Regions from separate parts of the Mus musculus genome. Here all the other regions are linked to region 4. Evidence: chromatin loops called from intact Hi-C (ENCODE). Cell type or tissue: heart. All regions are shown on one strand. Each heading gives the region's core, and the rest is flanking DNA. Links, peaks and the distances in the headings are about the cores only. Region 1 overlaps Gm11520 (predicted gene 11520). Region 2 overlaps Itga3 (integrin alpha 3). Region 3 has its middle 13 kb from the start of Slc35b1. Region 4 has its middle 6.5 kb from the start of Nxph3. Region 5 holds the start of Slc35b1 (solute carrier family 35, member B1). Region 6 holds the start of Gm11515 (a long non-coding RNA gene). Region 7 holds the start of Dlx3 (distal-less homeobox 3).

Region 1 (4,479 bases), core at 220-4,219, 200 kb after region 4:
TGGCTTCTGCATCAGCTCCTGCTTCCTGACCTGCTTGAGTTCTAGTCCTGACTTCCTTTGATGATGAACAGCAGTATGGAAGTATAAGCTGAATAAACCCTTTCCTCCCCAACTTGCTTCTTGGTCATGTTGTTTGTGCAGGAATAGAAACCCTGACTAAGACAAATTGGTACCAGCATAGTGGGGTATTCCTGTGACAACATGACCATGTTTGGGGGAGGACTGTGGAAGGACTTTGGAACTTTGGGCTAGAAGATCCATTCGGTGTTAAGAGCTCTGTCAGATGTTGTGTAGGAACTTAGGAGATAATGTTGAGAACAGTGCAGAAGATGGAGGCCTGGCTTGTGAAATTTCAGAGGGAAGATTAAAGACTCTTTTTAGGGCCGTTGCTATTTTGAGCTTGATTATTCTATGGTTCTGGTTAGCTGGGGCTGAAGAATCAGCTGTGATTAACAAGATACCAGAACTACTAAAGTGAACCCTTTGCATTACTGGGACTATTGATGCTGGTTAGCTGGAGCTAAGGAATTGGCGGTGATTAAGAGACCATCGTTGAGGTGACATCTTCTGGGAAGTGTTTTCTAAGAGCACAGAAGCTGTGTTCCAGAGACAGCCAAGATTGTACCTTGTGCTGTGGCTGGGCTTAGTAATATGGAAGAGTTACCCACGTGGTACTGGTTTTGAAGGCATGAAGGGGTCACACAGAGCAGCTGAGGCTAGGCACTGTTAGAGGCCATGGAAGGCCATTGGTGAAGGTGCAGCCTCAGTTGCAATTGATGGCCCAGGACTGAAGGGGTCATGCAAAGGAGTTGAGGTTTGGCACCATGAAGAGAGCCTATGAGAGGCTATTGGTGAAGCCTGGTTACAGTGGAAAACAGCAGCGTTTTGGAGATGCCAGTACCATGAGATGACCACCAAGAACAGCAGCAGCAGTGGAGTACAGGCAGCTGGAGCCTAGAAGACAAGGTGTGTGCTACAAAGGGCAGGGCTGGAAAAGTGACCCAAGCCCTTGGAGGAGCCCAGAAGATCATGAGTTGGATCCCAGACATTGGGTGGATAGAGATTGATTTTTGCTTTTGATTGTGACTGTACCCTGATATTTTTCCCTCTTTAAGGAAGAAAGTATTTTAGTGGAGCCCACAGTTAAGAGACTTTGAATTTTAAAAGATATTGGATATTCTAAAAGTGATTGAACTTTTAATATGTAAAGACTGTGGGACTTTTAAAGTTATTTAGATCTTGGGGATGAATAAGAACTTAGGGTTGAGGCTTACTAGTGATGTGTTTGTGTGTCAAGTTGACAAGGGGTCAATTGTACTGGCTGGTTTTTTGTCAACTTGGCACAGGCTGGAGTTATCACAGAGAAAGGAGCTTCAGTTTGGGGAAATGCCTCCACGAGATCCAGCTGTAAGGCATTTTCTCAGTTAGTGATCAAGGCGGGGGTGGGAGGGTGGGGAGGAGGGGGCTCCCCTTGTGGGTGGTGCCATCTCTGGGCTGGTAGTCTTGGTTCTATAAGAGAGCAGGCTGAGCAAGCCAGGGGAAGCAAGCCAGCAACCAACATCCCTCCATGGCCTCTGCATCAGCTCCTGCTTTCTGTCCAGCTTGAGTTCCAGTCCTGACTTCCTTGGTGATGAACAGTAATATGGAAGTGTAAGCTGAATAAACCCTTTCCTCCCCAACTTGCTTCTTGGTCATGTTGTTTGTGCAGGAATAGAAATCCTGACTAAGATACCCCTTTAGGAGTGATAATGATGGTTTGAATGGCCAAGAACTTTCCCAGTGTCCTGACATAGTGTGGCTCCCAAATTACTGGGCCAGCCTCTGCCACTGTGGACAGAGGGCAGGGCGGAGGGTGGGTGGAGTGCTTTGCCTGGGGTATCAGCTCTACAAATGAAGTTTGGAACAGCCCCAAGACTATAGTCCTTGTTCTCAGATAACTCTATCACATGTGCCCTTCCACCCCCACTGAAATGCTCCACCTGCCCTGCCTCCCTGTAGCAGCTGTGCTTCCCCACCTAAACTAGGGAAGATGTCTGGGTAAGAATTCTGACTCTGCCCAGCTACTTGAGACTTGATCTGATGAGTTTAGGCCACAGTTTTGATGGGAAATTATATCTAATATATCATATATATATATACACATATGTATATATACACACATGTGTATTATACATTATGTATCATATATAATATGTATCCATATATACATACATATATGATATATATATATATATGTATCCTTAATCATTTTCCAGAGGTATTAATGGAAGCCATGCAGAAAGAGGGTCATGATGGTCCCACATGGCCTTTCAGAAGCCCTTCCTTTCGTCCTAAACATATCTTTGGAGAATGTGGCTTGGTGCAGTGACATCTGCTGGCAAGGCTGGGCAGGTAATAAAATGACCAGATGCCCACTCATCTGCATGTAATTTTCAGAGTTATAAAAATGGCATCATAGTAGACCTGGTGGTGTAAGACTGTAATCCCAGCTACTCACAGGCAGAGGCAGGAGGGCAGGTTCAAGGCCTGCTGAGCTATAGAGTAAATTCAAGGGTGCCCTGAGAAGTAGTAGGACCTTGTTGCAAAAACTGAAAAAAAAAAAAAAAAAAAAAAAAGGGCCTAGGCTATGTACTGCTCAGTAGTGGGGTACTTGCCTGGCATTTGTGCGGTGCTAGGTTCAGTCCCCAGTACCATACATACTTCTGAGATTGCACTGCAGCCAGTTGGTTGGTACAAAGCTGAAAGATCAGGCTGGAGAGATGGCTTTAGCTGCTCTGAGCACTTGCTGTTCTTCTAGAGGATCTCAGCTTTGTTCCCAGCATGCATGTTGACTCCAGTTGCTGAGAGCTAATGTCCTCTTCTGGCCTCTGCATGCTGCATGTACTCACAAACAAGTGATATATACTCACATAGACTCATACCACACTCACCTAATATTTTAAAAAAAAATACAGAAAATGGAAGAAAGTAAAGGAACAAAACAACATCTTACAATAAAGCTTTAACAAAGCAGAAAGGTCTAAAGCTGTAGGTTTGAGCCATAAGCTAGTTGGTTCTGAGCAATGAAAGTGCTTCTTCTATTGGTAACCTGCAACTCATGTCAGCCAGTTGATTCTCATCTAAGAACAGTTAGTCACAGAGGAACTTTGTGTAAACACATGGAATGACTCAGGGGGACCCATTTCTAGTCCCCATTTCTGGGAAAGCTTTCCACAAATAAAAAGATTCATATCCTAAAAATGGAAGAAGGCAAAGTCTTTTTTTCTGTTTCTGATTAATTAATTAATTGATATTTACTAAGACAGGGTTTCTCTGTGTAGTCCTGGCTGTCTTGAAACTCTGTACATAAACCAGGCTAGCCTCCAAGTCACAGAGATCTGCCTGCCTCTGCCTCCCAAGTGCTGGGATTAAAGGCCTTTTGTTTGTTTGTTTGTTTTTCATGACAGGGTTTCTCTGTATAGCCCTGACTGTCCTGGAACTCACTCTGTAGACCAGGCTGCCTCAAACTCAGAAATCCGCCTGCCTCTGCCTCCCGAGTGCTGGGATTAAAGGTGTGCACCACCACTGCCCAGCTAAGGCCTTTTTTTTTTTTTCCCAATCTCCTTGAGGTTAACTGGGCTCAGCTAATGCGTCTTCTTCTATTTTTTATTTTAAAGGCTCTTTCAGGTTACCAAGAAAATGTTGTCAACAGAAACATCTCATGGTTCTCACAGTGGATAAGAAGGGTATAGCTTTTTTTTTCCCCAGTCCTGGAGATAGCAACGCACACATGCCAGGCAAACACTTCATCACTGAGATAAGTCCCAGCTGTGACTACAAGCATTTAAGGTGAACCTCCAATCTTGTTGGGGGAGGTGGCGGTGGTGAGATAGAACCGCCTCCCTGCGTCCGTGCACTTTACATAGACTTTCTGCTCAGTTTCACTCTTCGTCTACATCATGTACACTCGGCAGTTCACCAGGGGTGCGAGTGGGAAGCTACAGAGAAACAGAGAGCAGACAGTACTAGAGAAATAATCATGAAGCAAATAGTCCATCCTCTTACTAACAATGCCTCTGTAAATGAACATGGCTTAGCCACCCCACCTGGAATCTCTATTCTTCATTCAAACTCAAAAATCAAAAGTCCAGCTGGGCGGTGGTGGCGCATGCCTTTAATATATCCTTGGAGATTTATTAAAGACTCTGGAGTCAGTGCTCTTAATGACTCCATTCTGGAGGTCCTGAGTTCAAATCCCAGCAACCACATGGTGGCTCACAACCATCTGTAATGAGATCTGACACCCTCTTCTGGTGTGTTTGAAGACAGCTACAGTGTACTCACATATAATAAATAAATAAATCTTTAAAAAAGTCCATTAGAGAAGTTTGAAATGAATAGAATTTTACAAAATGATACACACACAAAGAGAGAGAGAGAGGGAGGGAGAAAAGGAGAGAGAGAGAGAGAGAGAGAGAGAATATACTACCTTGCCATCCT
Region 2 (4,479 bases), core at 113-4,112, 470 kb after region 4:
AGATTCTTAATTAACCAATCAGATTTATGTATCAATAATATCACAATTTACAAGATGCTAATACATTAATTTTAGAGCCTGTAATGCTTCCTCCAGGTGATCAGACAACCTCTCCTTACCTCCAGGGGAGTCTGCACTAATATACACATATCCCCACACAGCACACACATGCATATACACAATTTAATATTAAATTCTAACATTTAAAATGTAAAACCTGTTGGGCATGGTGGCACACACCTTTAGCCCCAGTGCTATGGAGGCAGAGGCAGGTGAATCTCTGTGACTTTGAGGCCAGCCTGGTCTACAAAGCAAAGTCCAGGCCAGCTAGGGTGGTTACACAAAGAAACCCTGTCTAAAAAACCCTTTAGCTGGGCATACTGGTGTATACCTTTAAATTTCAGCACTCTGGATGCTGAGGCAGGAGGATCATTGTGAGTTCCAGGCCAACCAAGGCTACACAATATTGAGACCCTGTCTCAAAAACAAACAAACAAATTAAACAAAAAACCTTAAAAGTCAAAGAAATAAAAACAACAAAGAAGAGCTGTCTGCCCATCTGATTGGAAAATACTAAAAAGAGACATGCCATCCGGCGATGCTCAGTGGCAGGAAACACTGCTGACGGGAGTCTAAATTGGTGGCTCCTTTGTGGAGGTGAATTTGTCAATAGTCATTAAAATTTAAAGCACGCATTCCCTTTGATCTGGCACATGCTCATATATTTCAAGAGCTAACAGGACAAGTATACAAAGATAAATAAAAATGTGAGGGTATTTTAGAGCATTGTTAATAAGAGAAGGGAATTGGAAAGGCTCTAAATGTCTGTCAGTAGGAGATTGGCTCAATAAAATGTGGTCCATTTCTACAATGACTGCGTGTGCGGTCCTCAGAAGAGATCAGATTGGCCTTTATCAATTGAGGCAGAAAGATGATGTTATTCATAAAAAACTTGGGGAAGATGAAGCTGGCAGAAGTGTGCATGTAGTGTGATTCCATCAGTGTGGACCAGGTGTATTAAAAATATGGAGATGGCTTGGGAGGGGACACAGATGCATGCCTATAATCTCAACATGTGGGAGGCTGAGAGAGGATTAAAAGTTTGAGGCCAGCCTGGGCTAACATAACAAGACCCTCTCCCCAAAATAGAAAAGTTCAGTACAGAGATTTACTCTGCACTTCTGTCATTCATTCATTCATTCATTCATCCATTCACTCACTCACTCACTCACTCACTCATTCATTCATTCATGGGACAGGCTCACTCTGTGTAGCTCAGGCTGTCCTGGAACTCCCTAAGTAGACCAGGCTGGCCTCTAACTCATGGAGATCCACCTGCCCCTGCCTCCCAATGCTAGGATCAAAGGCCACGCCAGCTTGTTTGTTTGTTCTTTGGAGATAGGGGCCGCCTGTCATGCAGGCTGGCCTTGAACTTCTGATCCTCTTTCCTCCTGCTGGGATCATCAGCGTACACTAACCACTGTTCATTGTGGAAACAGTCTTTTCCAGAGCACAGAATTACTGGAGACCCTTAATTTTCTCCGTTACCTTTTTTTTTTTTTTGAATCAAAATAATGTTAAAAGAAGTGAAAAATCAAGCATAGTCATGTAGAGAACTTTGACTCCAAACACTGGAATTGCAAACGTTCCAAACCGGGAACTTTTTGAGCCACAAATAAAACAAAATCCCAAACTTGAAACACTTAAGATCCAAAGCATCAGAAGGCTATTTAACCTATACACACACATGCATACGGGAACATAATGACCACACACATGCCACCACAGAGGGGAAAAACCATGCCAATTGCTATGCGTTGTTTGTGTTTATAATAACTATGAAGAGCTCGCCATGTAACAGGTGCCACTCGGAGCAGTCCCCCCATGCTAACCACCATTTAATCCTGTCCAATTGCCCTTGAGGTAGGAAATTAGCATTCCCAGATTACAGACAATAACAGAGAGGTTGAGTAACTCGTTCAAGGCCACTCAGCCAGTGTGAATAGCAACGCTGGGCATGAGCTCAAGTAGCCCAACTTCCCAACGCATGCTTTTGGCCATGGCTATACTGTAAAATAACTGCAAATAGTCTCTACAGAGCACATGAAAGAACTAGAGAGAGATGAAATTACTATACTAGCCCACAGTCACACAACTTATCAGGAACAGAGTTGGCACGCAAGTCTAAATGTGTGTGTGTGTCACAAACTCAGACATCAGGCTGCCTACCAGATCTAAACCTGCCCCTGTGGCCAAATCTTTGTCTAAGACCTGCTGGTGTCCATGAGTACTGCGGGGGCTTTTTAACTCTTTGACTGCCCCCTAGTGGCTGTAGGTCAAATGACAGGAACATGGGCTGGGCAGAGACTGAGAAAATGGCCAAATGTGGGGTCTCAGCAGGCTAACCCAGCACTTGTCTCTCCTCTGCAGTTCTCTGTGGACATTGACTCAGAGCTGGTGGAGGAGCTGCCGGCTGAGATTGAGCTGTGGTTGGTGCTTGTGGCCGTGGGTGCTGGGTTGCTGCTGCTGGGGCTCATCATCCTCCTCTTGTGGAAGGTAGAACCTCCCAGCCTACTGGGGCTTCCCACTTCAGACCCGCCAGTGCCAGCACTGCTCACCCAACCTCCCTCCATCCCGTGGCTCTGCATCCCATTCCTCATCTCCATCCCAGATACTCCCTGCCCCTCCCCATAGCTTCCAGTCCCACCCATGCCCCAGGGAGCTGCAGGCTGCAAAGGGGAATAGGGGCTCTGGTATCTGGCTATCCAGGAAGCTGGGCTCAGGACTTAGCTTTCCAGGTTCCTCAGTTCTAAGCCCCAGCTCCCCAAGTGCTGATGGCCAGGTCTACCAGCAACCCTGATGGCCACCCCCACCTCCTCCCTCCAGTGCGGCTTCTTCAAGCGAGCCCGCACTCGTGCCCTGTATGAAGCTAAGAGGCAGAAGGCTGAGATGAAGAGCCAGCCGTCAGAGACAGAAAGGCTGACCGACGACTACTGAGGGGTCAGCCCCCCTGCCCCGGCCCACCCGGGTAACATGGCCTATGAATCTCCTCTCCAAATCCCCAGCTGCCTGGGGCCTCTGATTCTGTCCTGTCTGCTCCTCTTGCCTTGGGGTCTGCTTGGATCTCAACTTGTCTACCACCCCAAAGTGCAGGCCATTCTGGTTTTCCCCCGTGCCCCCACATCCACCTGGCTCTCAGGAGCTTAAAATCCCAAGAGTATGCTGGGAAATCCTCCCAATGAGCGTGCTGCTTTCTGGAGGACTGGAAAAGAGAAATAGTCAAGGCTAGACCCTGTCTCTGTCTGATCACCAGGCATGGCCACAGTTACTCTAAGTCCTCTCTCCTCCCACAAGCAAGGAGGGGGCCAAGGGAGGCCAATCTCTTTTGTCTTGAGTCCCACCATCTCCCTAGGATAACTGTCTTACCCACTTCTAGTACTGGCCATTGAGACCACCGCATCTTCCTGGTCCACAATCTCTGCAGCCGCTTAGTCTCCACTGCCTCTGCTCTCCTCTGTGTCTTCCTCAGCCCTTCCTTCCTCTGGGCCTGGGGTGGGGATGTTCATCTGCCCATTTCATACTGAAGTTGGGATGTTGGAGTTATGGCCTGCTGTAAGGACCATAGGGGTGGGGGCGGTGGAGGTGGGGGGTGCAGACCTTCTCCTGCTTGAATTCTGGATACTGACACAATTTCTCTTCTGCCTAAACCCCAGTGTGACTTCTTTAAGCCGACCCGCTACTACCGGATTATGCCCAAGTACCATGCAGTGCGTATCCGGGAGGAGGACCGCTACCCACCTCCAGGGAGCACGCTACCCACCAAGAAGCACTGGGTCACCAGCTGGCAGATTCGGGACCGATACTACTGATGCCCTCCCCGACAAACCTTCCGGCGCTCCCTTCCTTCCTATTTATCATAAATTATGACTCCGACAGTCCAAAGGGGGCCACGCCCTTGGCTGGCACCAGCAGGCTCAGGCATCTATCCCTCTTCAGTGCAGGCATGTTTTCTGGGGCCCTGGAATCTCCTTCAAGACCTTGCAATGCTGAGCCCAGCACAGCCCTTGCACAGTGGACACACACACAGGGCCTACTGCTAATGGCCTGCTCTGATATATCATGGAGGGTGCCGTATCCAAGTCTCTGTCTGTGCCAAAACCAAGCCAAAGCGCCTCTACTGGGAGACAGGAGGAAAAGGTCCCTGATGTGGGGACACGGCTCCTCCACACTGAATCCCCCTTGAGCCATTGTCAATGGATGGAGTTTACTGTCCAGAATAAAACTACTGATGCGGAGGAGACAGTCAGGCTCAGCTGCAATTCCTGCCAGGCACTGGAGCGCAGGGCTACACTAAAGGCTACCCAGGGGATGTTCTTACGACCTGCGTGCTCAGACGCAAGAGCAATGAACTAGAAAGCAGGTCGCCGGAATGGGCTTTATGGGTGCATCTCTAAAATCGTGGCTACAGAGAGAGCTGGC
Region 3 (4,479 bases), core at 240-4,239, 120 kb after region 4:
CCCCCAACGCAGGGGAAGGGATCATTTTGATGATCTCATTTTTGGACAAGTGAGGAGAAGAAGCTTTTAAGCTCTGACCCGCTCGACTGCTTGCTATGCAGTGGGCACTCCGGTGTGTAGGCAGTGGGTGGCAGCAGCTGCCAGACACCTTCCCCTGAGGATGTATCAGTTGGTACCAAAAGCCTACATAGACTCTTTCTCATCTCTATGCAGGCGGCTGCAGGTCCTGGAGGAAAGCCAGGACGTCCACCGTGAGCCCCTGCCTTCTTCCCCAGCCCCCATCCTCCCAGAATAAGAAGGGCTTAGCCGGAGAGCCCGCTGGAGAATGGAACTGATGGTTCTTAGACATATTTTCCAGCTGTCACACCTGCTAACATGAGAACTCACACGTGTATGCACACACGCACACTCAGCAATAAATTCAGTGTCAGGCTATTGTGTCCCATCTGTTCCATGCCCAAAGCAAAGGCAGTAAGAACTTCTATCAGCAAACTGTTACTCCTTGTCTCCTGCCTTTTTACCCCCTCCCTTCTTGCTTCCTTTCTCTTTCATAAGCATCCTTCCTTCTTACTCTTTCACAAGCGTTTGTTGAACACTTACAGTGAGCTGGTCAGTCTTGCAGTTAAAACCCATAGAAGCTCTACATTGATAGTAGGCTCTGATGGAACTGCTATAGGAAAGGTGATGCCCGACTGGCAGCCTAGGGCATACCTGACCAAAAGGCATGTCTACTTTAAGCCAGCAAAGAATCAAACAAAAACCTGGGAAAGTTCTTGAAAACAGGGACCATTTCTATTCTCTTCTTCTCCTTGTCCACCTCCTCCTCCACCCCTCTCTTTCCTTTCCTTTCTTTAAGGTAGGGCCTCATGTAGTTTCATGCTGACCTTGAACTCACGATATAACTGAGAATGAGCTCGAATTTAGGGTCTTCTTCTATCTTCCAAGTGCTGGGATTACTGGCATGTACCCCCACGCCTGGTGTTTGGAAATGCTGGGGTTCGAACCCAGGGCTTCACCCATGTTAGGCAAGCAGCTTATCAACTGAACTACATCCACTGCCTTCCATCTTCTCTTGAAATGGCAAACGTCATTGAATGGAGGAGGTGAAGAGCTACCGAATCCTCTAGGTGGTACCCGCATTTCAGTCTGTCACAGACAATTTCATCCCGACCCCCCAGCACCCCCAAAACTGATTTAAACCTGTTACTTCATCTCATGTGTATTCTCCGCAGTGACTGGGCAGGTGTGTCAGGATTCAGGACCCTTAACATGAAAGCCATCAGAAAATCTGAGAGGGAACAGTTTGAGGAAGACAGATCCATCAACCCTTGAACGGAGTCCAAATATTTTGTTATATATTTACTTGTCTCATCCCTCCTCCCGTGGGAATCATAGGGGAAGGGTTCCAGGCAGCCTTCTGCTCCACATAGCACATTTCCACGGTCTGTCTCAGTACATACCACTGCAGTGTGCTGAGTGAGCAGAGTGGCTAAACGAACCAAATGGAAAAAGGGATTGGAACGCTGGGCACAAAGGCATGACAGTAAATATCATACAGGGGAAGCTACAAATAGTCCCTGGTGAATGGGAGAGCTGGGAGTGTGAGGTGGGTGGGATGGAGCAGGCTGGAAGTAGCAGGAGTTGACGGAGGCAAAATAGACACCAATGGGATCCTGAAGGGCTTTTTAAGCTGCGTCGAGAAGGTAACTCTGGAACCTTGGAAGTGATTTCAGAGCCAAGTGACAGGATCAGGTTCTTAATCCACAGAAATAGCTCTGGCAGGGTGTTGGGGTGAGACGTGAGCTCCAGGAGGAGGACTGAAGCAACAAATAGAGCCTTCAATTCGATGTCCCCACCTTTCCTTTCCTGAAGCCCCCAGCAACTCCTCTGAAGAATCTCATCTAGGAGAGTGGTGCCCCCTGCTGATAAGGTCTGGTACTGCACTTCCCCAGGCCACCAGGGAAACAACAAATCTGGCCCGGAACAAAACATACCTTGAGCACAGAACTGAGATTTGAATGAAAATGAGAATGCCTCCTTGGGAGGAGAGGGGCCCATAAGAACATTTTGGATAATGTCCAATGCCAGATAAAATATAGAATGCTAGCTAAATTGGAATACAGAGACATATACCAAAAATGTGTTGTTTATCTGAGACTCAACGTGAGATAAGCAGCCTGTATTTTTATTCATTAAACCTGGCAGCCCTGGAGAGTATATGGAGAGTCCAGGAGGAAAGTGGGAATCCAACCGGATGGGCTGCTGTGATTGGTATCCATGCCCTCAACCTCATTGTCCATCTATACAGCCTCTGGAAACAATTACCATATCACACAGTGCTGCCTAGTTAGTTATACTGCTCTGCTTGGGAAACCACTGTGTGTGTGTGTGTGTGTGTGTGTGTGTGTGTGTGTGTGTGTGTGTGTGTGTCTGTGTGTCTGTGTGTGTCTGTGTGTGTGTGTGTGTGTCTGTGTCTGTCTGTGTCTGTGTGTCTGTGTCTGTGTGTGTGTGTTTTGAGACAAAGTCTCTCTCTATATAGCCTGGGCTGGCCTCGAACTCACAAAGATCTGCCTGCTTCGGCCTCCCGAGTGCTGGGATTAAAGGCGTGCAGCACCGTGCCTGGCTAGGAAGTCCCTTTGAATTAACAGGTTATGTGATTATGATGGATCTTGTGTATGGAGCCCCCAGTGAATCTGAAGGGAGCATGGACCCTTTCCCATAACTTGCTCGCTCTCGCTCTCTCGCTCTCTCGCTCTCTCTACCTCTACCTCTATCTCTATCTCCCACATCGAGTTCCCAGCCTTCAATTACAGAATGCCTGCAGGCCTGTGGTCACATTGTGGCAATTCTAGGATTCTAGGTAGAAAGCAAGACATCTAGTCAGACATAAGTTACAACGTGGCACCTTTGCTAGCTCTGAATGTCCAGATGCCGCAATCAAAACTGAGAGTGGGCCGAAGCACACATGTCCTTTGCGTTGGCGTATGGCTTGAAGCATTTCCCTTTTTTACCTTTCCCAGAAATCACAGGGAGTCTGCCCATTTTTGGATGAAAAAGGCGAGCTTCAGGGGCAGCAGAAGCAGTGACCTGCACTTGAGAGCTTGTGTCTCTGTGGACAGGAGCCAACTGAACTGCTATCAGCTTCTCATGCCTCTGAGGCTCCTGGTGGCCCTTCACACCAACAGAACCACTCAAGGTTTCAAGTTCCTCTGGGTCCCCTCCCCACCTTCCCTGCCAGTGGCAGACTTTGGCACATGCTATAGGCCTGAGGATCATGCCTGTCAGATGGCTTAAACAAGGCAGTGGCTTCTCTCCAGAATATTCTGGATGACACAAGGGAGCCCTGTGACTGAAGCCAGTCCAAACATATTGGAGGGAGGTCTCAGGAAGAACCAGAGGAGGTTCCTTGCAGCCCTTCTTGAAAAGCTCCCGCAGCCCCCACAGCCTACCCTCCAGCTGGCCGCCTAGAGGGGCTGAGGCCAGGGGAGGTGATTCAAGGCCCCCAGATTGCTCTGAGTTATGGACACTTTCATCTCAGGTCGCTTTCTTGTTTTCTTTTCTTTTCTTAAATTTTTTTTCAGCCCACTTGACCTTGAGTCCCTGCTGGGTTGAGTGCCCTGTGGAACATGGCCCCTAAATTGTAAGGGATTTTGGTTTTCCAGCTCTTTGACTTGAACTGAGGGCTTCACCAATGCTAGCTAGGTAAGTGCTCTGTCACTGAGCTCCACTCCGGCCTTTTCTAACGTTTGCTCTGAGACAGGGTCTTGGGAAGTTGCCTAGGCTGGCCTTGGACTTGCAATCTTCTTACCTCTGTCCCACTCAGTAGCTAGGATTACCAGGAGTGAGCCACTGTACTAGCTCAAACTGGGAATTACACCACATGAAGACTCCTAGTAAGATACCCTGCAATATCTAATCAGAGACTATGTTTATTTATACAGTACTGGGGATTGAACCTGAGGCTCTGCCACTGAGCTATATCCCCAGTGTCCCTGCTACCCTTTGTCCTTGTCCTGTGAGACAGGATCTCATGTAGCCAAGGTTGACCTCAAACCTGCTGTTTAGTTAAGATGACCTTGAATTTCTGGTCCTCCTACCTTCATCTCCTACAGAATGCTGGGGATACAGGCATGTTCTGCCATGTCTGGTTTTGTTCTATGCTGGCAATCTCATGGACTTCATGCACGCTCAGGTGAGAAATCTCCTGAGCGAAACTACATCCCCAGCGTCATTCATGAGTTCAGTAAAAATTTTGAGAGTCTCATGTAGCCCAGGCTAATCTTGAACTCTGCTAGCCCAGGCTAATCTTGAACTCTGCTAGCCCAGGCTAATCTTGAACTCTTTGAGGAGCCAAGGATAATCTTGAATTCCTGATCCTCTTGTCTCCAACTCTCAAATGCTAGGATTCCAGGCAAGGTAACTATGCCCTGTACTCTCTCCTTCCCCATTTTTTTTTTTTTTTTTTTTTTGAGCCAGGCT
Region 4 (4,479 bases), core at 276-4,275:
GTCCGGCCTCAGTCCTCTCAATATGTAAAATGTGGCAGTAGTGAGACCTGCCTTCTTGGCTTGGTCAGACAGATCGTAAACTGCAGACAGTGTTTCCTAATCTGACTTGGCAAGCCCCACACAGTAGAAAGACAACTCCACGGGCCTACCCACTGGTTGCATTCCCAAACTCTGACTTCCTCTTGCTTGGGGGTGAGGATGGTAAAAAAGGTTGATGGGAGGACAGACCTGGCATCATACCCCAACCCCAACCCTGGGAATAGCAGTGGAGTCCCGCAGCCTGCCCTGGAGTGTATTGGATAGAGAGGAGGGGCAGAGAGCAGGGACAAAGTTGGCATGGCGATCATCATGAGGGGAAATATGAGTCTTTCATGAGGCAGAACACAGGAGGCCCCACTCATCAACTGTGACATGCATGATTTTGCATCCCAGTCTTGCGAAGTCAGTACTCACTGGGGTCTAGCTTAGCAGGAGTGAGGAGACTCTGAGCTTCCCACCAGCTGCAGGACTCTGGCAGGCAGGGGCTAAGTTTGCATGAAGTGGGTGTTGGCAGCCACACTCCCATGGTGACCCAGGGCTATCAGAGGCAGAAGAGCCAGGTCCAAGTGACGGTGTCCTTCCTGCTGCCTCTCCCCTGGTCCTCGGCTTACAGCAGCCTCCTGGACTGGAGTCCTTTTTAGGCTGTGACCATTCCTAAGCTTATCTACCTTTGTCCTATGTAGCACTGTCGTCAAATCTCTCCGGGCTGTGTGCTGAAATATGTGTGTGTCTTCAACTTGACATAGACTTGGGGTCATCTGAGAAGAGGAAAGAAGTTGAGAAAACATTTCTATCAGACTGGTGGCCTGGAAGCAAGTCTGGGGTCGGGGGGGGGGGAACATTTTCTTGATAATGATTGATATAAGAGGGCCCTCCGCTCACTCTGGGTGGAGCCACCCCTGGGCAGGGGGTCCTGAGAGGTACAAAAGCTGAGCGTGAGTCTGGGGAACAAGTCACTGTAAGCAACATCCCTCCGTGGCCTCTGCTTGAGCTCCTGCATCCATCTCTTGGTGATGGACTGAGACCCAGAGGGTTAAATAAAATAGACCTTTCCTCCCCAGGTTGCTTTTGATCATGGTGGTATCACATCAAGCTAGGACAGGCTGGAATTACCAGAAACAGAACAATGGCGACCCCAAACAATATATATGGGCAAAAAAAACCTGGAAATCCTTCCCTTTGAGGCCCTAGTATCTTTGACTACCACCCACCTCCCTGCCCCTTGCTGGGGCCCCTAAACTCCCTCTGCCAGGTCTTGGAAGGGATTTGGAATCTGATGATCCTAGATGTCATCCGAGCAATAGAAGCCCCAGTCAAGGCTACTCTGGGGAGCCCTCGTGATCCCAGGATCCAATAGGAAGTGTCTGCTGCTTCCCATGGCCATCATTCAAGAGTGCCCAGCAGGACCCCACCCAGAAGGGCTTCTCAGCTTGCTGGCATAAGCGCGCCAATATGCAGGCGCAGTTATTCTTCCTTTGCTCGCCAGGCGTCGCTACAGGCCTAGAAATGGAAGGTGCAGCCAAGCGTTCTGCACTCCTGGGGAGTGGCCCCCGGAATTGTTGAAGCTCCTGGACAGGCCTGGCAGGTAACAAGAATGGGATCTGTGCGAGGAGCTGACACTTGGCGTTTTGACAATCGTGTTCAGCAGGGGTCCAAAGAATCTTAAGCCCCTGAATTCAGGCCGGTGTAGCTGATACCCATGAGGCAAATTCGACGGCCCTGGAGACTGGAGAGCTTGCGGAACCTGGGCACCCTGCATCGCCTCCGTGCACAGAGGAAGCAATAATCCTCGCCGCAGATGACCCATTTCACCATGATGACCTTGAGGCAGTTTTGCGAGATGTACGACCTGCCTCCGTCCATCCACCGTCTTTCCCTGTGACCAACTACTGACAACACTGCCTCCCTGTGAGCTTTTAGCACAACAGGACAATTGGAAATCTGTGCTTGGGTAACAAGTCTGAATATTCCAATAGCTAGTAATCGTTGAGCACGTCTGCCCGACATAGTTATTACACCACGAAGAGCACAAAGGTGAAATAACCTACCCAAGATGGTGAACAAATTCAAGCTAGGGACTAGGTGATCGGTCTCCGGAGCTCAAAAGCACTACACCCCCATTCATACCATTTTTGGGGACATGTAGGGCACAGGAGTTCAGGGAACCTAAGCTGACCTCGAACTAGGTATGCACCTGAGCATGATTTTGAACTTTTGATCCTCCTGCTTTCACCTCCTAAGATGATGGCCGTCCATTTTTTCAGTCTATGAGAGGCACTAGGCAGGCACTGAGCTGTCGCGGGCGGCAAGAGGGCGTTGCCTTCCCCGGGCCGCCCACCAGGTGGCGCGCCGACGCCACTCGTATCCTCGCACCACACCCGCGCTCCGTCTCACCATCGCCCCCTGTAAGGTTCTCGTTAACCATGGTGACTTGGGTCCAGCCGACAGGTGGCTGAGGGGTTTGCCACTGAAGGTAGTGCCAGGTGTTGGCGCCTGGCCAGATGCCTATTTTCTTCCTTTCACTCTTCATCTCCCAAGACGCTGAAATGTAACCGGAAGGAGCCCCAGCGCTCCTTTTGTTCAGTTTACAAAGCACTTTCAACCAGCTACATCCAGACACAGACAAAGACCGGGAGAGAGAAGCTGAAGCTCTCCACATCCTCCAGACGCCGTGATCCAGGAAGAGGAAAGACCAACTACTAAGATGGTGGGGGGTGGGCCTCAGAGCCAGGAACCTAACAAGAGCAAATAGACTATGCTTTTTCCAGTAAAAGGTCCCTTCGGGTGGTGAAGGCTTAGAAGCACTTGAAGTAACACGTAACACACACACGCGAAGGCACACACACATTCACATGCACGCATGCACGCGCACACACACACACACACACACACACACACACACACACACACACACCCTGGGACCTAAAACATGAACTTGGTACCTTAGCAGTCTCCCTCAGAGCATTCTAAGTCAAAGGTCCACCACTGAGTAATGAAAGGTCTCTTGTTTTCATTACTTCCTACAAAACAGATTCTGTGGCCCTACTGTGCACCAGCCCTGTCACTGTGCACTTGGTTAGCAATCCCCACTCTCGCTCAGATGAGCCTCCAGGCTCACACACGTACTGGTCTGCCCTCTGCAGGATGCTCTCCAGTGTCATCTGTTTTCACAATGCCTGGGCCCCAAGTACCCACAGGCTCGTCCCACACTTGTGTTCCCTAAGCCAGAGAGCTGGGGGTCAATTTGAACTTAGACACCTTTCTCTTAGACCCCTTTCAGAGCCACCCTCTCCTGTCCCCATTGCCCCTTCCGCACAGCCCCAAGTCTCTGACCTACCACCACTGCCTGGCTCCTCCAATTCACTCAACTCTCAGCTCTACCTCTCACAAAGACCGGGGTGCTCTTCTTGGTGCTGACTCCATAGTCACCCACAGCAACCCTCACACCCCTCTACTCCCACCCCCCACCCCCATCTCCCCTTCCCTTGAGCCCTTCTCCCTGTCTTCGCCACACTCGTGTCTTCTCCAGCTCCTCTTACTAAGGCTTCCTAGGCTCAGGAGATTAATACTCCATCCGTTTGCCTAGAAGACCAACCTCAACCCTCAGGCAGCCCCAGGCCCTCCCATCCTTTGGGCTCCAGGTAAATTAGGACCCGTCTCCTCTTGGAACTTGTGCTGTGTGCTAGCATCGCAGAGTCTGGGCCTTCCCCCTGCTGTCTTCCACATCTTCCCCCACCCCCACCCCACCCCACATTCTCCATGCAAATGAGGAACGCAGTTGCCGGTCCAGAAACACACTGCACACCGGCCAGGACCGGACATAAAAGTAGACACTTGATAACTATTCATGGAACAAATGACTCTTTCATCCGGGCCCCTCAGAACCCCACTCCTGGGCTCTCTTTTATCTGTGACTTTTCCTCGAACGGCTTCATCTGCCTAGAAGGCTCTTTCCTTCCCCCATGGCTCCACACTTTTCCACTCATCTCCCAGGGACCCATACTCACCCCCCTATTTAAGTTTGGTTTTCCCCCTGGGCCTCCCTAATGCCCAATACATAAATCTCTATCCGACTCTTTAAAATTGCAAATTGCCGGCTAACCCGGAGAGATTGCTAACAATTATGAGCCAGCCTCGCCTCTCCCTCAGACCACTCCAGACAGTGAGTTTAAGGGCAGCCACTGTCTGCCTGCTTTTCAAAAACAGCTAGAAACTCTTAGCTCCCGCCCATTGGCTGAGGGCAAATCAGGGGCCCCACTGTGCTGTTTGGCTGGTCTGGGGAGGCAAAGAGGGAAACACATATACAGGATCCTTCCAGAAGCAGGCAAGAGGAGGTGTCAGGCAAATGCTGGGCAAGGGACATTTGGGTGCAGAGTGGGCAGGAGGTTCCAGGCCTTGGGCACTAAGCATCTTTTCTTTTCGCAGAGTATCTATTGTGTG
Region 5 (4,479 bases), core at 189-4,188, 140 kb after region 4:
TTCCTATTATTTATTTATATTTTGAACATAGTTTCAAGGTTTGTTTTGTTTTGAACATAGTTTCAAGTAGCCCAGGCTGGCTTTGAACTGGATACACTGCTACAGCAGAACATGATCATGAGCCTCTGATTCTGACCCTCCAGCCTCTACCTCCCAAGTACAAGGACTGCAGGCAGGCATGTGACACCATGCCTCGCTCATGCAGTGTTGGGGATGGAACCCAGGTCTTCACGCATGCTAAGCCAGCTCTACTAACTGAGCTCACTCCCTAGCCTTCTAGGATTGTTTCCTTTAAGTCACAGACCTGAGGGGAAGAGGAGGGAAGATCCCCTTAGTCCTGTCCACACAATTTCTGAGCCAACTCTCATCTCACCCTGAGGTTTCACCTGAGTTGGATAGTTGACAAACTGCAGGGCTGAGTTGCTGGAGACCATGGCACCCACATAGGAGACAGAACAGGCAGCATAGAGCCAGGTCCGAGTGCGATCCACCCTGGCAGTGTCAAAAAACTGGATCACTGGGAGAAGACAAAAAATAAAACAAAAACAAACAAAACATACAAGAGAAACCCGGTGGGGCAAGGATGGACCACTAAGCAAAAAGTTGAGGCCATAGGAAAGGAACTTGCCTGTCAAGTAAGACCGCTATTTCTATCCTCTTAAGCTGGGAAATCTCTGAAAATTATTCATCGTCCCAGTTCCCCTTAAGCCTAACACAACCACATGCTGAGTGGAGGGAGAGATTCACTGAGTTCAAGAAAGGATGGCTTAACTCTACTGACAGGAACAAAGACATGTTTGAAGCTGACACACAAAGCGAAGTCAAAGGGATAAAGGGGAAAATGTTCTAAGGGCTTTCAATGGGGATTTGGAATATAGACGGCCCAGTCGTCTCCAACTAAAAAGTTGGTATAATTTAGAGGCCTAATATTTTAATCTCATTTCACAGCCATTGGTTTTACAGTCTGTAGAGAAGCTGTTTAAATACTCAAGGGTGTGGAGGTAGGGAAAACTTTGATTTTTAAAGATGAATCCACGTCTATGCCCAGAATATGGGAGGAAGGAGAGTGAGCCCAACAAATTACTATGAGGTACTCACAGATCTTGGCAAACATAGCATTGATCACACACTGGATGAAAACCAAAGTTAAGGCAAAGGTGAATGTCTCCTGTTTGGGTCCTTCTCCATACTTCCCTCTTGTGCTAAGACGAAACACATAAAAAAGCAATTAGTGTGTGCTACTCGGTGGCATCAAGTATGTTCAGATCCACTGAGAGCTTTGGAAGTATCATGCTTTTGTGGGTGTAGTTAGAGTTAGGAAGGATTACTGAGCTCATTTACCCAAAGGAGACGATTTGATTTAAGCCTAAAAACTAAGTCTAAACAGTAGACGCCAACCTACTGCTACCATAGCCTAAGGAAAAAATATCCGTAAAGGACACAGGTAGGAGAAAAAAAAAAAGTCAAGACAGCTGAACAAAAGTATCCCCCGTAGGAGAAAAAAAAAAAAAAAAGGCAAGACCCAGAGCAAGAAGATTAACGGTCTGCAAACACCTCGGGGCTTTCTAAAAATAAAATAAAATAAGACCTGGCTCAGGTCACGGAGCACTCTTGGAATCAACAAAAGTAAAAATATCTAAAGGGAAAAAAAAAATCGCGTTCTAAAACTCCAGAGGCCGGCCCTGAAATTTTAGAATTACAAGGATGCTCAGCTAGCAATGTATAATAGCAGGGTGCAAAAAAAGGTCAGAGGGCCGAGCCGGAGAAGAGAAAACCCTGTACCAGACACAGGAAGCCTGAAGACTAGACCGTAAAATGGATGGTGGAGACTGAATTCCGGCCCTGGCTGGGGGATGCTAGGAGTCCTGCCCCCTCAAGGGTCTGCTCACATCTTCTCCTGCAGGATCCCATAGTAGAAATAGCAGACAAAGACACCCAAGAAGCAGAGCGGCAGGCGCAGCCGATCAGGCACCAGGGATCTACTAGCGGCCATGAGACGCACGGACGAGTCGGCCGAAGATCCGTTCAGAGCAGGTAGCGGTACCGGCGGCGAAGGCGAAAGCTCCAGGCGGACATCGCCGGCCGGCGGCAGGGACCTCATAGGAGCTGCGTGCGACCGCCGGCTCGTAGGCCGGAGCAGCTACCTCCAGATATGCCAGCTCAGAGCTTCCGAGAGGGAAATGCCTCCTGCCCCGGCAGGAGCGTTCTAGGAAAGAAGGAAGGCTTTAAGATCTTGGCTCCATTCCTGGTGGCCAGGAAAGCCAGCCATATCGAGGTTATTGTCTCCTCTTTTAGGTTTTTCCGATCAGGCAACGCCGAGGACATCTACAAGCTGGAGCTCGGTGGGGAGGCCTAGGCGATTACGCGGCGTATAGTGATGACGTATAAGTATGTGGATGTTATCAATTGGCTCCGCAGAGCGAAAATAGACAGATGGGCGGAGAAAGAGGCGGTGAGGCCAGAAGAGAATTAAAGGCTTTTTTTTTTTTTTGCAGTTGGCTGTCAGGCCTCGGCTGGGTCCTAACGCCAAGAACGCTTCATAGAGCCGTAGCGCCCTCTAGCCGCTGCCCAACGTTAGCGACTCCAACCCTGTCTACCCTGTGTTCAAGACCTGGCTAAGAAGTCCAGGTCCTCTTCTTTGGGCAGGGAGCCACCGGGCAGGCTCTGTGATAGGTCAGGGCTCTTATCACTTAGAGGCAGCACATCACGTGTTGCTTAAATTCCGAGCTACAGTTTTCTCGCTCTGCAAACGAGGGGTAATTAGTAATAACCACCCTGTCACTCATTGAACGGTGTGAGGATTAAATGAGCTAAGGTTTACCAAAGTGTTTTATAAACTGTTAAGTGTGCTGTGCAAGTTTGGAGTATTAGTCATCATATTTTCTCAACTCTAATCGTATTTCCTCACCTCTTCGAGGTGAAAAATTCAATTTATTGAAATGCCTTTTAAAAAACAACAAAAGACATAATCACATGTAGCGCAGGCTGTCCTCGAATCTGCTATGTAGAATAATGTTGAATTTACAATCCTTTTCTCTTTACCTCCCTTCCGAGTGTTTTTTTTTTTTTTTTTTTTTTTTTGGTTTTTCGAGACAGGTTTCTCTGTGTAGCCCTGGCTGTCCTGGAACTCACTCTGTAGACCTGGCTGACCTCGAACTCAGAAATCTGCCTGCCTCAGCCTCCCAAGTGCTGGGATTAAAGGAGTGCGCCACCACTGCCTGGCTCCCTTCCAACTTCTTAAGTAAATTTTCTTCAAGACCTTCCAACTCTCCAATGAAGCAACACACACACACACACACACACACCACACCACACCACACCACACCACACCTCTTCCTATTTTTGGTCTCATCCATGGACTTCTCCCTGATTTAACAGTTGGGTCTTCACCTGCTTTGCTAGAATTGCAAAAGCAAGACTTAACACCAGGTCACCAAGTCCCCTACCTAATAACAGTCCCAATTGTCAAGCAGTTGTGGGTCTTGGGTTGCTTTCCTCTAAGCAGGCTTGCTCCTTTGGCACGTCCTCAGGCAAAGGAAGGAAAGGCAGGCAGCACCACACCCATCACTGGGGACCTGACTCACTAAGGCTTTGGGGACAAGCCAGACATCTTTCAAGGCTAGGAGGACTAAGAGAAAATAGGGTCTGTCCCTTTCCTGGTGTCTCCTTCTGGGAGTCACTATACGTTTACTTTCTTGGCCTTTGGTTTATTCTAGTGAATCAGCAGACAGACACTTCCAGGGAACCAAACAGTGAGTCTGGATTCCACTTCTGCCTTTTATTTTCCAACTGGGACCTCAAACAATTCACTTGACCTGGGTTGAGTTTCCCCATGTGTTTTTTATTTTTTTCCAAGACAGGATTTCACTGGCTGTCCTGGAACTCTCTGTAGACAGGCTGGCCTTGAACTCAAGAGCTCCACCTGCCTCTGCCTCCTAAGTGCTGGAATTAAAGATGTGTGCGGTTGCCGCCGCCACCACCTGGCTGAGTCTCCTCAGGTGAGATCAATGGTGATAACCAGCAGGGGGGTTCTTTGGTTAGGAAGCACCAGCTGTGAAGTGGGTCAGGGTGCCAATCCTTACTCCCTGACTTGGTACAGTCTTTTTAGAAAAAGCTGTTTGGATATTCCTTCACTCACAGAATGGTTCTTCTCTCACCCCAACGGTTGTCATATTTTCTTTTTTTTTTTTTTTTTTTTTTTTAAAAGATTTTATTTATTTATATGTAAGTACACTGTAGCTGTCTTCAGACATTCCAGAAGAGGGAGTCAGATCTCGGATGGTTGTGAGCCACCATGTGGTTGCTGGGATTTGAACTGCGGACCTTCGGAAGAGCAGTTGGGTGCTCTTACCCACTGAGCCATCTCACCAGCCCGGTTGTCATATTTTCAATGACATTCTCTTACATCTTCTCATTTGGTTTGCTGGTGATAGTACTTGGGATAGCCTGACCTGCGCTCGGGGGATGGGGGGTGGGCGT
Region 6 (4,479 bases), core at 274-4,273, 260 kb after region 4:
GTAGACAAGGCTGGCCTGGAACTCAGAGATTTACCTGTCTCCCAAGTGCTAGGCTAGTGTCCCCATGCTTGTCTGGCTAACTATTGTTATTATTACTATTATTGGGACTGGATGGGAAGATGAAGAAGACACTGTGTCTAACCTCAACGCCAGAAACCTGTGGTGCGCTGCAATAGGGGTTGTTTCAGAATACTAGGACATGCTAAAATGCAGATTCCCTGGTTCAGGCCAGGCTGAACATCTTTTACAGATGTGCAAACAGGCAGGTCAGACTCGCTATAGGCTAGCCTGAGGATCCCAGCATGGGCTCTGGAATAGGAGGTAGCCTTCCCACCATAGGCACAGATAGATTAACTTTAGTCTGTGAGGAGTCTCTCCTCCTCTCTCCTCTCTCCGCTACAGGAGGGAAGTTTAGTGATGGGGCCATAATTTGGACCTCCACACTCTGCCCTGACTCTCTTGAATTACACCCACCCTGGTGTATATTTTTCTTGATGGCACCTGACTTTAAAGAGATGTGTTTGAGGAAGTTTGAGAAAAGGAGAGGAACCCAGAGAAGCCCCCAGACTTCCTCTCTCTCTCTCTCCTCTCTCTCAAGTATGTGGGTACTCTGTCTTCAGACACACCAGAAGAGGGCATCGAATCCCATTACAGATGGTTGTGAGCCACCGTGTGGTTCCTGGGAATTGAACTCAGGACCTCTGGAAGAGCAGATGGTGTTCCTAACTGCTGAGCCATCTCTCCAGCCCCTGTGAGGAGTTTCTGAGCCTCAGTTTCCCTGTCTGCAAACTTGCTACGGTGCAAGCAGTTCATGAATGACTGCGTAAATCGTTCACAGGCACAGCAGACGCCCGAGCCTCGGCATTGGTCTCGAGGTTCTCCACCTCGCCGGTGAAGGAACCACAGTGCATGGGTCAGGATGTGGTGGGCGCACTGTGTGGACACAGCGGGGAGGCACTGGGCAGATGAGAGGGTGGAGGGAAGAAGAGAGAGAAAACCCCAAAGGTCCGGAAGACCAAGAGGGAGGCGGGGCACCAGCTGGAAACCGCGGCTATTTGCAGCATCGCCCTCGGTTTGCGGTCAGGCTGAGGCTGGAAGGCCGGACGACCGGGATCGCAGCCCCGCCCGGTGCCCTCGGCCACCCGGGCGGGCGAGGCCCTAGCCGGCGAGTCCCCTTCGCTGCAATGTTGAGGCGGGTGGACTGGGACGCCGAAGCCAGATGGATGACAAGGCCACCGGAGGACAGACCGCTCTGTCCTCGTAGGGTAAGGGAAACGCAGGGTGGGTGGCAGATTCCGGTTGAGGTCGGACCCGGGGGTAGGCGGGGCCCCGGCAGGATGGGACTTCGGTACTAGCGCAGTCGGGCACGATCGGGCGAGCAGCGCCCTCCAGCGGTCGAGCCGAGCAGTGCCCCCGACTGGCCGAACCGGGGCAGCGCCCTCTATCGGCTGAGGCCGGCAGCAACCCTCACCGACTCAGGAGGGCAGATTGAGCTCCGGAACAACTGCACGTGGGCGGCCCGGGTCCCGGGCGGCGCTCTGGCCGCGGGGCGGGTCGCGGCAGCGGAGAGGCTCCCTGGGCGCCGGGTGGGCGCGAAGGATTGCTAAAGGCTGCGGTTTGGCCAGGATTGCGGAGCCGAGAAGAAAAAGATGCAAGCGGACAGGGATGAAAAAAGAAAAAGCCGAGGGAGAAAAGGGAAACACTAGATGCCGCGGGCGAGCTGCGGGCAGGAAGCCGACGCTTCCGCGCACCCACTCGGCCAGAGGAGGGGGTCGTGGGCCCTTTAGAGGCCGGCTCCCGGAGGCCAGGCGCCACGGGTGGCAGAGTCGGGATTCGAACCTGGGTCTGCATTCGGCTCTTGTTTCGTTCACCTCCTAGATCAAGGAAACGGAATGGGGGGAGGAGGGGGGAAGCGATGACGGGGCTGGGAGGGGCTCGGGTGAGAGGTCTTGGCTGCCCCGTGGAGACACTTGCGGAAGAAGGCCAGATGTTAAGGACTGATCTAGGGACGCCGCTGGACCCTGCTTCCGTCCTACCAGCGCCCCCACGTGGAAGCTTTTGACCGACTCATCGCCCCTCCCAGAGCGCCGCGTGCCCGCGAGTTGGGACCGGGGTGCAGGGTTCTGATGATGTTCTGTTCTTTGCATAGAAGAACAGTAGGTTCCTTCCAGTGGCGGGGGAGTAAAGTGGCTCAGGTCACCCGAGAGCCCAGACCTGGAGCAACAAATAAAAACCCCGTGCTTGGACCCCTCCATTGCAATAGCTTGGACATATATATTCATTCATTCTCTCCCCTTTCCTTCCCCCATCCTCCCTCTCCCCTTCCCCCCTCTTTCTCTCACCTTACTGTTCCCCCTCATTGGCCATGAATTTATTGAACGTCTACTTTGACATAGCAGGGCATCTACAGAAGAGCAGGCACACTGGGCAAAAGGCTCCATCTCTATCCTCACTGGTCCTTACAGTCAGAGTTGGGGTGGACAGATATTTACCCACATTTCCACTACTGAACCCAAATCTCTCATGTTCTTGGCATCTTTAGCCTGTTAGGCTGTTGGCCTCTAGCCCTGGTTTCCCATATCTCTGGCAGGGTCCAGATTAAATTTCCTGAAAGTGTTGCCATATCTACTGCTAGCAAATCAGGATTTGGTGTTATTGTTACTGTTGTTTGGGTTTTGGCGTTCGTTTGTTTTGTTTTGTTCTATTAACCTTTTATTTTACGTGTATGGGTGTTTTGTCTCCACTGTGTCTGCAGAGTGTGGAGGTTCAAATTATGGCCCCATCACTAAACTTCCCTTGCTGTAGGAGAGACAGAGACAGAGACAGAGAGGGGGGGAGAGAGAGAGAGAGAGCACGCTCGAGAGAGAGCACACTTGTAGGGAGTAAGAAGATAACACGAGAATTTTTGTGCAGCGTTTGTTTAGCTCGCTGTCAGCATATAATAAATGGCAGCAATTATTGCTGTTAATAATATAATTAAACGACAACATCCATCTACATTCCCTGGGAAAGCCCAGATTAAGGAAAGTCATGGGGCATTCCCTGATGTTTCACCATTCAGTTGCTTCTTAAAATATGGCAGCTAGGTGCCTGCCATCAGACTGGGTCTCCCTGTATGGAGTGTCTTCCTTAGACAAAATTCAGCATCCTGGATCTTAAAGGGTGGGCACAGGAAGGGTGGTGAAGATGGGATGTTAGGAGTTCTGGGTTCTAGAACTGCCCCTTGCCTCCAGGGGAACAGAGGAGCCTTTCTGAAGTGCTCACTTCTCCCAGCGCCTGCAAACAGTAAACCCTCGGGTCTGACCCCATTAGTGAGGGGAGAGAAGCTCTGTTTAAAACCAGTCTTCTCTTCCTGGAGCCTGGTCTGAGTGCTGCGGTGGAGTGAACTGCTAATTGAAAATGTTGATAATGCGTTGCCCCTGGTCTGCGGAATAGAGCCTCCCTCCAGTTCCCGCCGTCTGCAAAACAGCTTGCTGCTCTCAAAAGGCTCTAGCATGGAAACAGTGCCTAGGAGGGGGGAATCAGGATGGCCGGTCTCAAGGGGCACCTGGGCTAGCCTTAGAGGACATACTTTGTCCTGCTATCCCTGACCATGACCTTGGACATCTAAGCCACCCAAACTAGAGAGGGCAACTGGAGATGAGGAGATGCCCCTGGTCCCAGTCCTAGATCTGCCCAATCCTTCTATTGTCTGTGGTGAACATGAGGCCAGTGTGGGTAGCTTGGGGCAGATGAGGACAGCTTGGGGTTGGGAGAAAACTCCATTTCTGATGTCCAAGCACTTAGGATCGAAGCAGAGGTGACTCTAGACATCAAGATGTCCTGAGTTCCCTGGGCCTAGCAGGACTGGAGCTGGGACCTAGGCTCTGCCATTTCACGTGGGCCTGATCCCTGTTCCTCCGTTCTGACCCTGAAGATACAGACAGCCAAGGGTTATTTCATACCCCGTCTCCACTCAGCCTTCAAGGACTACGTAATGTCAATCTTTATCTTTTTGTTGTTGTTGTTGTTTTCGAGACAGGGTTTCTCTGTATAGCCCTGGCTGTCCTGGAACTCACTTTTGTAGACCAGGCTGGCCTCGAACTCAGAAATCCACCTGCCTCTGCCTCCCGAGTGCTGGGATTAAAGGTGTGCGCCACCACGCCCGTCTCAATCTTTATCTTTTAAAACTTTTTAAAAATATATTTTATTTTACGTGTATGGGTGTTTTTGTCTACATCTTTATGCAACACTTGTATGTCTGGTGCACATGGTGGCCAGAGCAGACATCAGATATCCTGGGACTGGAGTTAAAGAGGCTGTGAATCACCATCGAGTGCTTGGAATCCAATCATCGTCCCTTGGAGGAGCAGTCTTTGAGACAGTCTCACTCTGTAGCCCAGGTTGGCCCTTCCTGGAACTCACCATGTAGACCAGGCTGGCCTCAGAAATCTGCTGGCCTCTGCCTCCTGAGTGCTGGGATTAAAGGCGTGCACCACC
Region 7 (4,479 bases), core at 353-4,352, 400 kb after region 4:
GCATTACCCAGCCTCCTGAGGGGAAAAACGAGGCAAAACCCCAGGGCCCTCACACCCAAGCTAGCATCTTTCTTTCCAGTTGGGAAAAAACTCTGTGGCTTAGAATATTCTACTGCCACTGCTGAAGTGCGACCTTACGCCGGTTACTTAACCTCTCTGGCCTCACCTTCCTCTCACTGCAAAATGAAGGCCATGCTAACACCATCATTTGTCTCAAAGGGTCAATATTGGGCTCAAGAAAGTTAAGACACAAGACAACTTAAACGGTCTGTTATACAGCAAGCGCTCAATCAAAGGCGTCCTAAGTGGGAACCGGGCAGTTTGTGATATTTTGCCCACGTTAGAGGCCCTTAGCCAAAGTTCACCGATACACTGGGATAAACACACACCCACACAGGTATCTCTTTCCTCGGCAACATACCCACTCAGCCTCACACAGCCGCCAGACAGTAAAGCTATAAACGCATGCAGATAACACCCAGATAAACACCCACGACATAAACACTCAGGCATGGAGGGGCTCCTAGACTCTGGCTGGGTATGAAGGGTGACCTAGGAACTCAGGGGCAGGTGAACCACAATTCCAGAGTCCCTAAATTTCCCGTGGGGTATCTCCCCCTCCCCTGCTTCTCTCCACTCCATGACTGGTACAAACAATGATTCAGCGCCTCACCAGGTGACCCAGATTCCCGATGGACCAGGCCCCACACAGCCCAGCCACAACCAAAGCCAGCCTGTCAACACCTGTAGGGAGCTCAGCACCCGACATTCCTCCCCAAGAGCAGCAAGGCTGCTTGGGGTTTAGGGACAGGTAAGAGGGTGGAGATGGACTCCCACTTTCTGATTTCTACATCCTTTTAGTGGAGAACCTATCCACTTGGCTACTGGCAAAGGCATTTGGGTGGGAAGCAGGATCATGATGTTTCTATACAAGCATACTTTGTGTGTGTGTTCACACACGCGTGCGTTGTCTAGTGTCTCATCACAGATACTGGCCTTCTGTTTGCAAAATGACCCTTAAAGGACCTCATTCCTTATGTGAATATTCCCTGGAATGTCACATGCATGCCCCACACGTACATACTTAGTCTGGGAGAGAGACAACAGGATCTCCTATGTCCTAAACGTTGCTAAGGGTCTTGGGAGCTGGGAGTTCTGGGGTACAGGGGAGGGCATCTCTCTGTGACACGCCATACACAGTTGCAAAAGTTCACAAAGATGCACACTGCACCCTTCTATGCTCCCTACTGTAACCCTTTCTCTGAAAGCTGAGACTCAAGTCACTGGAAGGGCAGGCAAGAGTTCCTGCAGCGAGCTGCCGGGCAGGGGCAGGGCAAAGGGGTGCTTCATGGGCCAGCCAGGCTCAGGGGTACCTAGGGAATCCCAGATCCCTCCTGAGACCCTGGAGCGTTCAGTACCAACCTGTGTTTGTGTGAGGCCCAGCTGTGCAGCTAGCTCGGCGCGCTCAGGCAAGGCCAGATACTGGGCTTTCTGGAAACGGCGCTGCAGGGCAGCCAGCTGATAGCTGGAGTAGATCGTTCGCGGCTTTCGGACCTTTTTGGGCTTGCCGTTCACCATGCGAACCTCGGCTTCCGGCTCCTCTTTCACCGACACTGTAGGGGAAAAACACCAGTTTAGTCTCAGCCTGCGACCACCGCGTTCTCCAAGATTTCCCACCGTCGGACGCCGCACCCTCCGGCCCACTGATCTCCCCGGGACTTCTTGGAGGAGCGTAGTGCCGCCCGCGCCCGGGGAGGAACCGCAGCGACCCAGCCGGACCGGCGGCCGCCCACGACGCGGCGCTCCCAGCTCGGCACCCGGGGCCTCGGAGCGCCGACTCCGGCGCCAGCAACCGACTGGGCGAGGACCGCGCGGCTCGCTCACGACGCCTTCCCGGCTCAGCCACTCTTCTCTGGTGACCCACCTAGCCGCGGTGGCGTCTCCCACTTCTTGTCCCCCCTCCTCCCCATCTCCTTTTAATACGCTTTCTAGTTCAGGATCATTTGTTTCAGGAAAAAATTTGCAAGGACAGTACAAGCGTTTTCTCTGTCTCTTTTCCCTTTCTCTCTGTTTTCTTTTTCTTCCTTCCCTCTTCTTTCCTCCTTTTTCTTTCTTTCCTCCCCGCCCTTTCTTCATTTCCTCTGTTGCTTTCTGCTGTGCGCTTTATCTTACCGCCCCCCCCACATTTCTTTCTCGCCGTCCCCACTTCTCTCTCCGCATCTCTACTTCCCAGTCTCTCCTCCATTTCTGGGACTTCTTTGGGTCTTTCTCCACAAGCCTTTCACTACTCCGGGTTTCCCCTGACGGCATCCAAAAGAAGGGCCCTGGAACCTCCAGTCCTCGCTGACTCCCCTCCAGCTCTCGGCGACCGTCTTTCGTCTCCGGCTCAAGTGCCAGCGGGATGGCAGCATTGAAGGCCCCCATGATCACTCAGAAGGAGCTCCCGGTGGCTCCAGCTGCCCTGGAATCTCCAAGAGACCGCGGCGCACAGTGCGCGCCTCTTCGGAGTGTCGTTCACCCCTCTGGAGGTCATCTAACCCGGTCTCCTCTAATCTCCAACGCTTCCATTTCTTAACCTCGAGTTTCCCTAGATTTCAGCTCCTATTCCCAGACTTCCTCTTGCTTGGGAACCTTAGAGTCCCTCGCACCCTCTCCACAACCCGGGCATCCTCACCTGGGTCCTGGGCAGGCAAAGGCTGCTCCCGGTACGCTCCGTACTGCCTATAGGATCCCCCGTAGGTATATTCCGACTTGGGCGAGTAAGCGCCGGTGCCTGCGAGCCCATTGAGATTGAACTGGTGGTGGTAGGTGTAGGGGTTCACCGTCTGGCCGTAGGGCTGGCCCGAGTAGTAGTCATGCTGAGGAGCGCTGTAATAGCCCAGGTCAGTGACTGTAGATTCGGGCAGGGTGGGCGAGTCCTTGGAGCCCGCATGGCAGCTGAGCGAGCTGGAGATGTCGGTGAGGATGCTGCTGAGCTTGCGATCGAAGGAGCCGCTCATGCTGGCGAGCGCCGCAACACCCCGGGCCTCCTCCGAGGAGCGCCGAACGGGCGGAGGAGCCCAGGTGGGGGTGTGTGTCCAGAGGGCGAGGGCAGGACGCGGTCGCGTCTGGGGGAGGGGGTGGCCGAGGGGCGCTTAGACCATCGCCGGCTGTCGGTCAGTCGCTGCGTGCCTCTCTCCGCGTCCCAAGCCACAGTCAAATGCTGCCAGCTCCGCCCGGCCAGCCGGTTATAGACTCAATGTTGGAGTCGCCGAGGGAGGCTCCTGCGCGCTGATTGGCTGCAAGTCTTGCCTTCGAGGCAAAACACGCTCGCGCTTTCTCACTGGCTCCCCCAACCCTCTCAACCCTCTTTGTTGTTACCCCTAATACACACACACACACACACACACACACACACACACACACACACACTCCCCCCAGCGCCACTGTGTTCCTCCTATGCTCTACCTCCGATAAATCCCCCAAATGTGCGGAGGGGTTGGCTGTGCGGAGCCCCCAGGATCTACTAATCGGTCTGTTTTAGTGGCCAGGGGTGGGCTTAGGTGAGATGAGGAAGGAGGGGAATTTACCCATTGGGTGTTTGTGGAAGGAGGTGGTCCTTAATGATGTATGTGTGGTCTATGCAAATGACAGACAGAAAGTGGCAAAGACCCAGGGTCCATGAAAATATTTTGATCACTTTTAAAATTGGAAAAAAAGGTTGGACTATATAAATATATTATATTTTTGTTTTGTTTTGTTTTGTTTTTTGTTGTTTTTTTTCGAGACAGGGTTTCTCCGTATGGCCCTGGCTTAATATGTTATCTTAATGACACTGCAGATGTGAAATATAAAATTTTAAATTCTGAAGGAAGAGTCTCACCAAGCAAGAACACCTTGGGCCTGCAAGTCCCTACTGGAGCAAGGCTGTATGGATTTAGGGGCTGCTTTAGAAGACAGAGGTACCCCCAGCTATATGTGTGCCCTTTCATGAATGGAAGAGCCACGAGGCAGTCAGTCCCTATGAGGCTGGCTTTCTGTGTTCTTCAGGAAGTCTGGAGGCAGGGTCCACTCAGTCTGGGACAGCTCTTAGGAGCACAGACTTTGTTAGGGGTGAAAGATCTATGTTACATCTTCCGCAAAATACACAAAATACAGTGTGTGCAAGAGTGCCCGTGAGAACCTGTGTGCATGAGAGTGTGTCTCTGTATGTAGTGTGAGGCAGTGGAAGTGTAGGGTCCTGAATGACCGACCTGTGAGCTGGGTATGCCCAAATGTGCATAGATACATGCTCAGATCCATCTATCTCCAATAGACAGGAGCCATGTACTTCACTCAATTTCTTCTGTCCATGGAGGCCCCAATGAAGATGTTTCTCACCTTGGAGCAATCTCCAACCCCCCTAGTCTTGTCTGGCTCTCAAAGTCCAGTTCCCGGGTAATATTTACTGTTCTGGGTGCCAATCTCATTTCTCTATTGCATCTCCACTTCTGCTCCCAA

Evidence for each region. A loop is a pair of places that touch in the nucleus more often than their neighbours do. Peaks named below come from ENCODE experiments on the same cell type or tissue, not always from the same donor. Only the 100,000 strongest peaks of a DNase experiment are listed, where the experiment ranks them.
Region 1: a loop joins it to region 4, with 9 times the contacts of the local background. A loop is called at or near these places in 14 of 42 quality-filtered maps.
Region 2: it touches region 4 in a loop (2.7-fold over the local background); 3 of 42 quality-filtered maps call a loop at or near these places.
Region 3: it touches region 4 in a loop (4-fold over the local background); 37 of 42 quality-filtered maps call a loop at or near these places.
Region 5: a loop joins it to region 4, with 5 times the contacts of the local background. A loop is called at or near these places in 37 of 42 quality-filtered maps.
Region 6: it touches region 4 in a loop (8-fold over the local background); 29 of 42 quality-filtered maps call a loop at or near these places.
Region 7: it touches region 4 in a loop (7-fold over the local background); 30 of 42 quality-filtered maps call a loop at or near these places.

The regions. Positions count from the first base shown.
Region 1 is chr11:95,317,628-95,322,106 of GRCm38, reverse strand. Gm11520 (predicted gene 11520) reads right to left here. Exons shown (of 3, transcript NR_155298.1): 2 at 2,655-2,930. Among named protein-coding and RNA genes, the nearest start is that of Gm11520, 9.5 kb to the right of the region's middle. In heart, for the core only: a CTCF peak has its summit at 2,372 (motif pointing left); no DNase peak of the experiment used is centred there.
Region 2 is chr11:95,044,998-95,049,476 of GRCm38, reverse strand. Itga3 (integrin alpha 3) reads left to right here. Exons shown (of 26, transcript NM_013565.3): 24 at 2,431-2,556; 25 at 2,887-3,028; 26 at 3,714-4,479. The coding sequence ends at 2,997. Among named protein-coding and RNA genes, the nearest start is that of Pdk2, 5.9 kb to the right of the region's middle. In heart, for the core only: a CTCF peak has its summit at 2,308 (motif pointing left); a DNase peak (open chromatin) is centred at 2,316; H3K27ac peaks cover 1,065 bases; H3K27me3 peaks cover 374 bases.
Region 3 is chr11:95,395,473-95,399,951 of GRCm38, reverse strand. No RefSeq gene overlaps it. Among named protein-coding and RNA genes, the nearest start is that of Slc35b1, 13 kb to the right of the region's middle. In heart, for the core only: no CTCF peak of the experiment used is centred there; DNase peaks (open chromatin) are centred at 1,921 and 3,261; H3K27me3 peaks cover 222 bases.
Region 4 is chr11:95,518,831-95,523,309 of GRCm38, reverse strand. No RefSeq gene overlaps it. Among named protein-coding and RNA genes, the nearest start is that of Nxph3, 6.5 kb to the right of the region's middle. In heart, for the core only: CTCF peaks have their summits at 1,520 and 2,410 (motif pointing right); DNase peaks (open chromatin) are centred at 1,469 and 2,479; H3K4me3 peaks cover 1,244 bases; H3K27ac peaks cover 1,267 bases; H3K27me3 peaks cover 1,051 bases.
Region 5 is chr11:95,382,524-95,387,002 of GRCm38, reverse strand. It overlaps Slc35b1 (solute carrier family 35, member B1), which reads right to left and starts at 2,147. Exons shown (of 9, transcript NM_016752.3): 1 at 1,890-2,147; 2 at 1,099-1,202; 3 at 387-517. The coding sequence starts at 1,993. In heart, for the core only: a CTCF peak has its summit at 2,573; DNase peaks (open chromatin) are centred at 2,402 and 3,542; H3K4me3 peaks cover 1,863 bases; H3K27ac peaks cover 1,606 bases.
Region 6 is chr11:95,256,225-95,260,703 of GRCm38, reverse strand. It overlaps Gm11515 (a long non-coding RNA gene), which reads left to right and starts at 741. Exons shown (of 3, transcript XR_388972.1): 1 at 741-1,265. In heart, for the core only: a CTCF peak has its summit at 2,068 (motif pointing left); DNase peaks (open chromatin) are centred at 1,313 and 2,013; H3K4me3 peaks cover 1,705 bases; H3K27ac peaks cover 1,639 bases; H3K27me3 peaks cover 713 bases.
Region 7 is chr11:95,118,842-95,123,320 of GRCm38, reverse strand. Dlx3 (distal-less homeobox 3) reads right to left here and starts at 3,204. Exons shown (of 3, transcript NM_010055.4): 1 at 2,675-3,204; 2 at 1,423-1,613. The coding sequence starts at 2,999. In heart, for the core only: no CTCF peak of the experiment used is centred there; no DNase peak of the experiment used is centred there; H3K4me3 peaks cover 2,663 bases; H3K27ac peaks cover 1,358 bases; H3K27me3 peaks cover 3,910 bases.